Linked DNA regions of Homo sapiens: regions 1, 3 and 4 are each linked to region 2. The links are chromatin contacts, found by Hi-C or POLR2A ChIA-PET in ENCODE. All regions are on one chromosome and are shown on one strand. The core of a region is the stretch at or near the end of the contact, and the rest is flanking DNA. Distances in the headings are between cores, read along the strand shown.

Region 1 (2,714 bases), core at 140-2,639, 520 kb after region 2:
CGTGGTGGCACATGCCTGTAATTGAAGCTACTCAGGAGGCTGAGGCAGGAGAATCGCTTGAACCCAGGAGGCAGAGGTTGCAGTGAGCCAAGATCGCGCCATTGCACTCTAGCCTCGGCAACAAGAGCGAAACTCTGTCAGTAAAAGAGAAGAGAAGAGAAGAGGAGACAAGACTGAGAAAAACGGTCCCTATGGCCCAGTAGACATGAACAACTGCAAGCGACTGGAGACCTGGCACCTGGCACTGGCTTTACCCTGTTAGCCTCCAGGCCTCAAATTAGAAGGAGGAGGGGAACTCATGCTTGTCCAGCACTTCAGCAAGATCATCTCACTGAATCCTCATAACAACCCCATGAGATACCGTGGTGGTTTTAAACACGCCCGCTAGTTATTCGACACTCTTCCCACCAAGAGGTGTGGTCTCTGTCTCTACTTCTAGAAGTCTGGGTGGGCTTGTGACTGCTTTCAACACAACAGAAGTGACACTCTGAGACTTGTAAGACAAAGGCAGAAGAAGCCATGCAGCTTGCTCCTGGCTCTTTTTGGGGCACTTGCTCTGAGAGAAGTCAGTAAGAAGTCTACTGCCATGGCAGAGACTCACAACATAGGTGCCACAGTCAACAGCCCAGCAGAGCTCCCAGCCAATAGCCAGCATCAACTGATTGCTACAGGAGTGTGCCATCTCGGATATCCTTCCGATGGCTGCAGCCCCTGTTGATGTGTGACTGCAACCGAATGAGATATCCCAAGTGAGAAGTACCCAGCTGAGTCCGTTCCAGAATTCCTAACCCACAGAATTGTGAACAAAATCAAAGAGTTGGGGTTTTTTTTGTTTGTTTTTGAGACAGTATCACTCTGTCACCCAGGCTGAAGTGCAGTGGTGGGATCTCAGCTCACCACAGCCTCGACCTCCAGAGCTCAAGGAATCCTCTCACCCTAATTTTTGTATTTTTGTAGAGACAGGGTCTCCCCATGTTGCCCAGGCTGGTCTCCAACTCCTAGGCTCAATTGACCTACCCGCTTCGGCCTCCCAAAGTGCTGGGATTACAGGCATGAGCCACCAAACCCGGCCAAAGAGTTGTTTTAAGTGGCAAAGTTCTGGGGTAATTTGTTGCATGGCACTAGTCACAAAACAGATCCGTGGTGTTCCCACTTGAAACTGAGGTGCAGAGGGGCTGAATAACTTGCCCATGGTCACACACCTGGTAAGTGGCAGAACTGAGACTCAAACCTGGTCTCTCAGAATCCAAATCATAGCCCCTTCTCACGGTGCCCCCCTAACATTTTCTCACTTCCAAGAAGAGAACATTCTTTTCAGACTCGACTAGTTTCCAAACCTGGCTGTGCGTCAGAGTCAGCAGTGGCGTGTTAAAGATAGAGATTTCCAGGCCCCACCCCAGGCCTAGTGAGTCAGTATTTTCAGGCGTGGGGCCAGGACTCTGAATTCTGAACTGGCACCCCAGGTGACCCTGAAGCAGTTAGTGCGTGAACCGGACAGTGAAACCCACTGCTCAGCCAGGTTATTACAGAAAACTGGAGGGGACCAGCAAGGTTTTCTTCAAAATATAGCAGTTTCAGAAAATCCCTCATGATCTGAGCTCATCTGCTTCAATTTCTTTTTTTTCTTTTTTTCTTTTTTTTTTTTTTTTGAGATGGAGTCTCGCTCTGTCGCCCAGACTGGAGTGCAGTGGCATGATCTCAGCTCACTGCAACCTCCGCCACCTGGGTTCAAGTGATTCTGCTGCCTCAGCCTCCTGAGTGGCTGGGATTACAGGCACATGCCACCACACCTGGCTCATTTTTGTATTTTTAGTAGAGACAGGGTTTCACCATGTTGGTCAGGCTGGTCTCGAACTCCTGACCTCGTGATCCACCCTCCTCGGCCTCCCGAAGTGCTGGGATTACAGGCGTGAGCCACCGCCCCCGGCCATCTACTTCAATTTCAACTTTTTTTTTTTTTTTTTCTTTTTGGAGACGGAGTCTCGCTCTGTCGCCCAGGCTGGAGTGCAGTGGCGCTACCTCGGCTCACTGCAAGCTCCGCCTCCCGGGTTCATGCCATTCTCTTGCCTCAGCCTGCCGCATAGCTGGGACTACAGGCGACGGCCACCACGCCCGGCTAATTTTTTTGTATTTTTAGTAGAGACGGGGTTTCACTGTACTAGCCAGGATGGTCTCAATCTCCTGACCTCGTGCTCTGCCCGCCTCGGCCTCCCAAAGTGCTGGGATTACAGGCGTGAGCCACCGCGCCCGGCCTCAATTTCAACCTTCTTGGCCCTAACATCTGGGGAGTCTTTTCTACTCCCACACCACTAAGAGACAGAAATTGATGGGAGGCTATCCAACCAGTAAGTACACTCATGTGTATTAACACCTTGCTAGGCTCTGTGGTCCCTGTGCTCTAAGAACTTACAACTGAAGCGAGGAGATAAGGCGTAAAGTCATTTCAGAGCAACCAAATGATAAGTTTTGTGGCTGTGACAATAAGCACAAAGGCATCTGGGAGAATTAGACTGAAATGTAACCCCCTAGAAATTTGGGAGGGGCTCCGCAGAGGAGGTGGGGCCTGGAGCTGGGAGTCAGGGTGAGCAGGGGGATCACTCCAGGCAGGGGGCTCAGGGGCTGAGGCTCCCTCCCAGGGCAGAACAAGCAGGAGGGCATGAATGGGTAGAGGGACTCACTGGGCTGCCCCAGGGGTGTGCTCTGTGGCAGCTGTG
Region 2 (2,700 bases), core at 24-2,523:
CTCCATGCTCTTATCACGTTCGGTATGTTAGAAGAACCGAGGCAGCTTATTAGCACAAAGTAGACAATCCTGTTTCCTGGCAGTTAGTGTGGGCGGGTGGGTTACACAGTGGAGCACTAGAGCCTCTCCAGCGCAGCCTCTATTCACTTGCAGTGGCCTGGGCTCGTCTGAGGCATGTGCTGTCAGAACTTTATTGCCTCTCCTAGACCAGTGTCCACCCTTCCCCCATCCCAGGAGCCAGAGCACGTGAATTCCCCTTTGCTCTCCAACTCTCTTTCTTGTACACGACACAAACCTTGAGTATGGGCTCTGCATTTCTCTAGAGAGCTGCTTCTCAAACTTCAGCCCAGAGGGCTTGTTAAAACAGAATGGCGGCCAGGTGCGGTGGCTCACGCCTGTAATCCCAGCACTTGGGGAGGCTGAGGCAGGTGGGTCACCTGAGGTCAGGAGTTGGAGACCACCCTAGCCAACATGGCAAAACCCTGCCTCTACTAAAAATACAAAAATTAGCTGGGCATGGTGGTGCATGCCTGTAATCCCAGCTACTTGGGAGGCTGAGGCAGGAGAATCGCTTGAACCTGGGAGGCAGAGGTTGCAGTGAGCTGAGATCGTGCCACTGCACTCCAGCCTGGGCGACAGAGCAAGACTCTGTCTAAAAAAAAAAAAAAAAAACCAGAGTGGTGGGGTCCCACGTCCCACTCCCCAGAGTGTCTCAGTCAGGAGGTCTAAGCTGGGGCCAGAGAATATCCCAGGTGATGATGCAGTTGGTCCAGGGACCACAGTCGGAGTAAGACAATTTTTTTTCCTTTTAAAATACTTTACAAATTTCATGCTGTGGTTATTGTCTGTATTAAACCGGAAATTGGGAGGTAATAGCATTTATTTGTTTGAGTTTGTAAATATCCAGTGTCCAGCTCTAGATTCAATGAGCAAAATAACTATTTAGGTAAAAGGTAAGGACCTCACTGAGGAAGGAAGGAAGGAAGGAAGGAAGGAAGGGAGGGAGGGAGGGAGGGAGGTTGGATGGGAGGGGAGGGGAGGAAGAAAGAGAGAAAGAGAGGAAGAAAAAGATATACGCAGTTGGAAAAGCCAGATTCTAGAACATCTCTGGAAGGTGTGATTCTAAAGCAAGCACAGCTCCACGGCTGGACTACAAGGAATGTGGCTTTTCTCTGTGTTTTCCTACTGCACGGGGCTAGCAGGGGTCGATTATCCTACCAACCTGAGTCATTCTTCACTAACGCGGGGGGCGATGGGCAGAGGGCAAGCCGGGAGGCCAGTGCCTGCCCGGGGCGCACCTGTCACGCTGAGGGAGGGCAGCCCGCGCCCTTTGGCTGATCCCACTGCCTGGAAACGAGCCAGACTCCTCTGCCTTTGAAATCCTGTTCCTTGGAGCAATCCCGGCTCGCTAGGTTTAATTGTTTCGTCTCTTTTTTTCTGGTTTATGAAGCCGCCCCGCCTGAAGTCCGCCCCTTGCGCAGCGGCCCGGAAAGGTGGGAGGAGTGCAGGCTGCGCTCCCCGCTCGGGGAGAGTCGGTTCCTATTTCCTGATTATAAAGAAGCATTCTTTGGGAGCTGATGAATTGCGGCGGGGCTAGGGCCGGCAGGACGCGCACCTGTGATGCTCTGCAGCCGCCGGAGTCTGTTTATGCATCAAATGTGCCCACAGATTTTTCCTGGTGCTTGGGGAGACGGGGGAGGCGGTGCGGGCAGCCTCCCGCCCCCCCGCTCCCCCCCGCCAAACACACACACACAGGTTTGAAAGCCTCTGAGACCTTGCTACTAAAAATGTGGTCTACGGACCAGCAGCATCACCTGGGAGCTTGTTAGAAATGCAAATCTCGGGCCCGCCTAGACCTACTGAATCAGCATCTGCATTTTAATGAATCCTGGGGTAATTCCCTATTTACGTTAAAGTTTGAGAAGCGCGACGCAGGGGTCCACGGCAGAGAAAAGGTTAAGAACTCTGATCTCAGACAAGGAAAGGGAGGAAAGAGGAGGGAAAGTCCAGTCCCGGATTTGGAAGGGGGAGCGGAGGGTTAACCCTGAGGTTTACCGCTGGAGTGGAAGACAGAGAAATTAACATATGGAGTGAGTTAGCGGAGAGGTCGTTGAAATTGGGAGTAAACACAGGCAGGGGACAGCTCAGTTTGCCCAGGGGGAGGGGTGGAAAGAGAAGAGATGGGGTTAAGTGGGTGCCACCCACACTCCCAGGAAAGTTGGGTAGGTTGCATGCTGTGACCTTTGGCTCCTCCTCCCGCGTGTTTTCTGAGACTCAACCAACACATTTTGGCACGCACACAGGGTAGACCACAAAACAGCAGAGGCCAGAGCTTGAGGGCAGGCGTGGAGCCGAGGTAAAAAGCACCTGGGAGTTTCTTAATAAGCAGGCTGACGTGGTGAAAAAAATTCTAATGCAGGAAGAAAGAGAAAGCACGTGGTCATAAAAAGTGTGCCCTGGCATCCTACATCCATACCCAAGAGGACATGCCTGGCAGAGAGTGCACCCGTGGAGCCAGGGTGACTGCAATCCTCTTGGGCCCAGATCAGCTCCTGTCTGTGCCCAAGAACCAGCTCGCTCTCCATTTTCTGCACTAGGGGAGGAGAGAAGAAGTCCTGAGAGTGTTAAAGAGCAAGTAATCCAAAAAGAAATGACATGGATTTGGCATAAGGGCCTTTCTAGGCCCCCATCTGACACCCT
Region 3 (2,700 bases), core at 153-2,652, 850 kb after region 2:
CACCCTAGAGCCAAAGGGAATAGGGGAGGTCGTGGCTACCCCAAACTTAGAAGGGGACAGAGTTGAGTACAGGAGGCCACCTTAAAAGAAATGGGGGCCTTCAGTGGAAGGATCAGTCAGCCCAAGTAGACTTCACAGGGAGGAAGATAGACTAAATGCGTCCCCTCATTCTCCTCTGCCCTCTGATCTCTTGGTGGGGCTTCCCTATTGGCTGGAACTGGCCAACGGGAGCCAAAGGGTGGGGGGCCCTTTGAGATGAGTGCAATGAATGCATAAGGGTCAGCTTCCTGGGGCACAGGGCAGGGAGGAGGGGGTGGAGGGTGGGCCTGGAGGGGAAGATGGAAGATGTCGTGAACATCTACTTCCATATTGGGTCGCACTCTACGGTGTGGACTCCTCTAGGTCAAGCTATTTGGCTCCTTGTTCTTTTTGTTCCCAGTACACAACCTAGCGTACGGCTCATGCTTCCAATCGTGTTTGCTGACACCCTGAATGAATTCCGTCGTGCCTCTTTGTTTCTCTCATTGGCAGTGTAGTGGCAGTTAATGACATTTCGACAGAATGGAACCGAAACACTTCCTTTTTTCTTTTTTTTCTGAGACAGGGTCTGGCTGTATCGCCCAGGCTGGAGTGCAGTGGCACGAATCTCAGCTCACTACAACCTCCACCTCCTGGGCTCAAGTGATCCTCTAACCTCAGACTCTCGAGTAGCTGGGATGCACACTACCATACCCGGCTAATTTTTTTTGGATTTTTTTAGTAGAGACAGGGTTTCGCTTTGGATTTTTTTAGTAGAGACAGGGTTTCGCCATGTTGCTCGGTCTGGTCTCAAACTCCTGGGCTCAAGAGATCTGCTTGCCTCAGCCTCCCAAAGTGCTGGGATTACAAGTGTGCGCCACTGCACTTGGTCTAGAAACACTTCCTAAGGTGAAAGTTTGGAGGGTGGAAGAAGAAAAAGAGAAAGGAACCAGAAATGCCCCAAAGATGAAGGCTGAATGATGCTGGAGCTGTTTCACTTTCTTCTCAGGAAGTGTAAATAATGAGCTGTACTTTCTTCTTCATTCACAGTAGTAATAAAAACACAATAACTGGCATATGCAGTGCTTCCAAGCCGACCAAGTGGTTTATATGCATTACCTCATCGGATCCCCTCAACAGCCCTGTAAGGTACACGATATTGTCATCCCAATCTTATAGACCAGGCTTAGAGAGGTTAAGTGGTTGGTCAGCCAGTGAGTGTTGGTGGAGCCACCACTGGGACTTTGAGTCCATTTCCACTGTCACCACTTGTGCTCTGCTGCCCTCCTGCCAGAACACCTCTCAGGCCTGTTCCTTACTGGGCAGGCTGTCCAGATCGGAACCTCCTCCTTTCAAGAGGCTAAACTAAACAGCTGAGCAGGAACAAGAGCAAACAGGGCAGGAAGAGAGGAGGAGCCCTGCAGAACACAGTGGCCCTTTGTTTTCTGCTGCCACCTCCTGGATCATCAACACCCTTTTGTCCTCTGTTCTCTGCTTCAAATACAGGCTGAGCTGGGGTGGCGGGGGGAATGCCCTTCCTACTCATTGCACAACTATATAATAATCTTGAATATTTTAAATTGAAGTCATTTAAAAAGGAAGGAAATTCTGACACATGTGATTGAAGACATTATGTTAAGTGAAATTAGCTGGTCACAAAAGGACAAATCCTGTATGATTCCACTCATATCATGTACCTAGAGTCATGAAATTCATAGAGACAGAAAGTAGAATGGTAGCTGCCAGGGGCTAGGGGGCGGGCAGAAAAGAGGAGAAGCAGAAGTTATTGTTTAATGGGTACAGAGTTTCAGTTTTGCAAGATGAGAAAAGTTCTGGAGATGGATGGTGCTGATGATTACAAAACAACGTGAGTGTATTTAATGACACTGAACTGTACACTTAGAAATGGTTAAAATAGTAAATTTTACTATATATATATATATGTTTCTTTTTTTTTTTTTCTGAGACAGTCTCACTCTGTTGCCCAGGCTAGAGTACAGTGGTGCAATCACAGCTCACTGCAACCTCTGCTTCCCAGGCTCAAGCAATCCTCCTGCCTCAGCCTCCCAAGTAGCTGGGATTACAGGTGTGCATGACCACACCCAGCTAGTTTTTGTATTTTTAGTAGAGACGGGGTTTCACCATGTTGCCCAGGCTGGTCTTGAACTCCTGACCTCAAGTAATCCTCTGGTCTCGGGCTCCCAAAGTTCTAGGATTATAGGCGTGAGCCACCACACCCAACTCTGCTATATATATTTTACACAATTTTTAAAAAACTGAATTCAGCAAACATTTAATGAGCATCTACTCTGTGCTCTGTACTGGGCATTTAAAACCATAAATCATCAGCCCCACCTTCAAGGATCTGTCAGTCCCATTGGGCAAAGTGACATAAATGTACCCAGCCCTGTGTGAAAAGTGCAACAATGGCAGAGTGCACACGCGACTGAAATAGCACCAAGGAAGAAGAGCCAGTTCTGCAGCAAGGTGTGGGGAGGAGTCATGAATCTTTCCTGAAGGAAGCCACATTTCCAGGAACTGAGATGACTTCACGTGTGTAAAGAGGTTGGGCGGGAAGTGGGGCTGCTGAGGACACACAGAACATTCCAAGCAGAGAAATAGCATGAGGAAAAATATAGAGGTGTGAAACGGCACATCGCTGAGTCTCCTCTCCAACTCCTT
Region 4 (2,700 bases), core at 70-2,569, 560 kb after region 2:
CGCTTGGAAGCCGTGTGTGTTTATGTGTCTGCGCGCGCGCCCTGGCCGGACGGGTGTTGAGGGGAGAGTGATCGTGAGCAACCCGGAACCAGCAGTCCCAACCTGGACTGACGAACTGGGCTCTCCAGTCCTGGGCCGTGGGGCTCCATGCCTCGGGCTGGCGGGACAAGCGGCGGGGAGCCCGGAGCTTCGGAGCCGCCGCCGGGCATCTAGCCAGCTCCGCGGGAGAAGCCCGGGGGCGCGTCGGGAGCCAGGGGACTGGTGTGAACTAGCCGCCCCCGCAGGCGGACGTTTAGCTCCGGCACCCGGGAGCACTGACACTGGGCGATAAGGAGTTCCTCGGCAATCGGCTGTCCCCAGTCCCCAGTCACCTCCGGCGGACGTGACCGCCGGATGCTATGCAGCTAGGTGGGCCAGGGGGGCCTTTGCATTGCCTTCCCTGACCCCTTCCTTGCCGCGGAGGAGCCACAGTAAGATGCCTCTGTACGACTCTCCAGAACTTTCTTTTGCAAAATAAAGGCCAAATGTTGGGCCTTCTAGTCTCTTCATATTTTCCTTTGGAAGGTTGGGGTCCAGGCAGTCCTCTCGAAACAACCCCCAAACAGATCACTTTCATTACAAAACGCTAGAGAGGCAACACAGCCCTATTTCTCTCTCTGGTCAATCCAGGCCCTATCTCTCCCTCTGGTCAATCCAGGCCCTATTATCCCAAGCTGTGCGGCTTTGGGCAAACCGCTTAACAGTTCGAAACCTCGGAGTCCTCATCTGTAAAATAAGACCAATACTATTATCTACCTCGTAGGGTTGTTCTGAGGATAACATGCCTCCATACATAAGGTGCTTAGAACGCTGCCTCCAGTACAATGCTACGTGTGTTTGTTACTATGATCTGGCACTCCCTTTGGATGGGTAGGGAGTACAAAGTTCCGGGTTAAAGTTCCTGGAAGTTTACATGGAGCCAGTGGTCTTGGCAGGGTGGAAAGGGCACTATTGTATGGCCACTGAAAAGTGAAGGCCAAATGCCCTCAAACTGTCTAGGTCTCCACTAGACCGTCCCATAAAGGCTTGTGTGTGTGTGGTGGTGGATAGGAGGGAGAGTCCTTTTTAATGGTGCTCATTTAGACTGGATTAATAGCAAGTTCCGTCAGGGCTCAGGCACCATTACCCACTCTCTCCCTGCAGCCCTGGGGAAGAGCGCTGGTTTCCAGGACCTCCAGCCTACTCTTCCAGGACACCTTTTTTGATGGCTGAAGGCCACCTCTTTAAATCAGTTCTCGGAGGAGTTGGCCAAAAGCCATGTCCTCTGGGATGTACTTTGGTCTAACACTGGTGCAGGGCTGGCGTATGGCAGGCCTTGTCCCTGGGCCGCTGGCGGGCCACATTTTACTGGTGCACAGATGCAAATACCACTTCTGTAGACAGAATCGGTCAGACTTCTAATTTCAAAAGGCTTCCCATTACCTTTGAAATGGCGACTCTGGCAAAAAGGGGAGGAGTTGCGGCAAATAAGAGCCTAGGGAGGCCTCGGCCTCCCCTGCTTGGCCTCTCCAGGGTCACCCATAATTCATTAGGTGAGGCTGCCTTTTCCTTTTCAAACACAACGCAAATGGCCTTTGCCTTAAGTGGCTACCGGCGTTTGCCTAATCACTGAAATGTGCTGGCAGTGCGCTCTAGCTCTCAGTAGATCCTTATCGGAACTGTGCGTGCCAAGCTGCCAGCCCCGAGAAAGACAAAGAACACGGGCGCCTCCAGGTTTGCTTCTGAGGCCTCAGGGTCACCTCTGGGGCTTCCCCTTCACAGCCTCCGGCCCCTACAAGACGCTCCCAGCCAGCCTCCGGAACAAACCCGCAGCCCTAAATCAGAATTCCAGTTCTCGAGCGCCACCCGGAGAGTTCACATTTCCCCTCCTCCGAGGCCGCGTGGTGCGCAAGAAAGAGCCCGAGGGCGGCGGCAGCACACGTCTGGGCAGCCCCCTCCCCGTACCCAGCAGCGTGTACGCAGGAAAAGAAAAAGCCAAGAGAAAAACGTGGACTGTAAAAGCCAAAACGCAGAACCATCTACTACTAACTACCGACAACCCCAGGCGGGAGTTTGCAAGGAGTAAGCAACCCTCTAATAGAAACTACAACTAAAATAATTCCTCTCTTCGCGTTCTATTAAGGTCCTGGAAGGTGGAACGCAAAGGGGACCCTGTCTTCTTAGGACACAGACTGGCTGCGCCGATAGTGCTCAGCCCCGCACCTCCTGAGCATACATTTAATGTTAGGCAAAGAGCAAGTTTCCTATCTACCGTTTGACCACAGTTTCTCACAGTATTTCTAATTGATTCAACGTGTATTAGATTGAAACAAAAATGATCTTGGTTGGAATATACACGGGCAACCTGTATTTAGATGGGGTAAGTTCCTGCAGCTATCTGACCACATTTGTCTGGTCCCTCTGAGAATCCACGTTTTCTAGCCCGAGAAGGGGCAGGCGGCCCTCATGGCGCCTCCTTCGGCGGTTTCCTGGCGAAGCGCCCATCCTCCCCAAGCACCAGGAACGGAGGCCGTCCATATTAATACTCGCGGGCAGCCTGTTCTGACCTATACTGTCATTTTTTCCATCGGTCGGGATCGGGCTGGGGGTGGGGTGGGGCGGGGGCTCTCCTCCGAGGGGCTCAGCACGGATCGTTGGGTTTTCCCCGGCGAACTTAACACG

What was found. A loop is a pair of places that touch in the nucleus more often than their neighbours do. ChIA-PET counts read pairs that join two places held with the same protein, here RNA polymerase II (POLR2A). Pooled maps may share reads with other maps.
Region 1: POLR2A ChIA-PET joins it to region 2 with 14 read pairs in Panc1. The contact joins two enhancer-like sites. POLR2A ChIA-PET finds 5 or more read pairs at or near these places in 2 of 52 experiments (Panc1 and activated naive CD4-positive, alpha-beta T cell).
Region 3: a pooled map shows a loop between it and region 2 (6-fold over the local background). The contact joins two enhancer-like sites. A Hi-C loop is called at or near these places in 6 of 50 pooled maps. POLR2A ChIA-PET finds 5 or more read pairs at or near these places in 3 of 52 experiments (WTC11, activated CD4-positive, alpha-beta T cell and activated T-cell).
Region 4: a loop to region 2 is called in a pooled map, with 15 times the contacts of the local background. The contact joins two enhancer-like sites. A Hi-C loop is called at or near these places in 2 of 37 single-sample maps with no recorded cell type and 9 of 50 pooled maps. POLR2A ChIA-PET finds 5 or more read pairs at or near these places in 1 of 52 experiments (activated CD4-positive, alpha-beta T cell).

The regions. Positions count from the first base shown.
Region 1 is chrX:40,131,507-40,134,220 of GRCh38, forward strand. It overlaps a transcript of BCOR not described here. Among named protein-coding and RNA genes, the nearest start is that of BCOR, 35 kb to the left of the region's middle. Within about 2 kb of position 1,390, at least 12 of the 41 ENCODE cell types and tissues checked have a DNase peak (open chromatin) inside an H3K27ac peak, as active enhancers do.
Region 2 is chrX:39,612,303-39,615,002 of GRCh38, forward strand. No RefSeq gene overlaps it. Among named protein-coding and RNA genes, the nearest start is that of MIR3937, 48 kb to the right of the region's middle. RefSeq lists an enhancer at 2,269-2,468. Within about 2 kb of position 1,274, at least 5 of the 41 ENCODE cell types and tissues checked have a DNase peak (open chromatin) inside an H3K27ac peak, as active enhancers do.
Region 3 is chrX:40,467,074-40,469,773 of GRCh38, forward strand. No RefSeq gene overlaps it. Among named protein-coding and RNA genes, the nearest start is that of ATP6AP2, 110 kb to the right of the region's middle. RefSeq lists an enhancer at 1,304-1,598. Within about 2 kb of position 1,403, at least 8 of the 41 ENCODE cell types and tissues checked have a DNase peak (open chromatin) inside an H3K27ac peak, as active enhancers do.
Region 4 is chrX:40,172,537-40,175,236 of GRCh38, forward strand. It overlaps a transcript of BCOR not described here. Among named protein-coding and RNA genes, the nearest start is that of BCOR, 76 kb to the left of the region's middle. RefSeq lists an enhancer at 2,360-2,409. Within about 2 kb of position 1,320, at least 31 of the 41 ENCODE cell types and tissues checked have a DNase peak (open chromatin) inside an H3K27ac peak, as active enhancers do.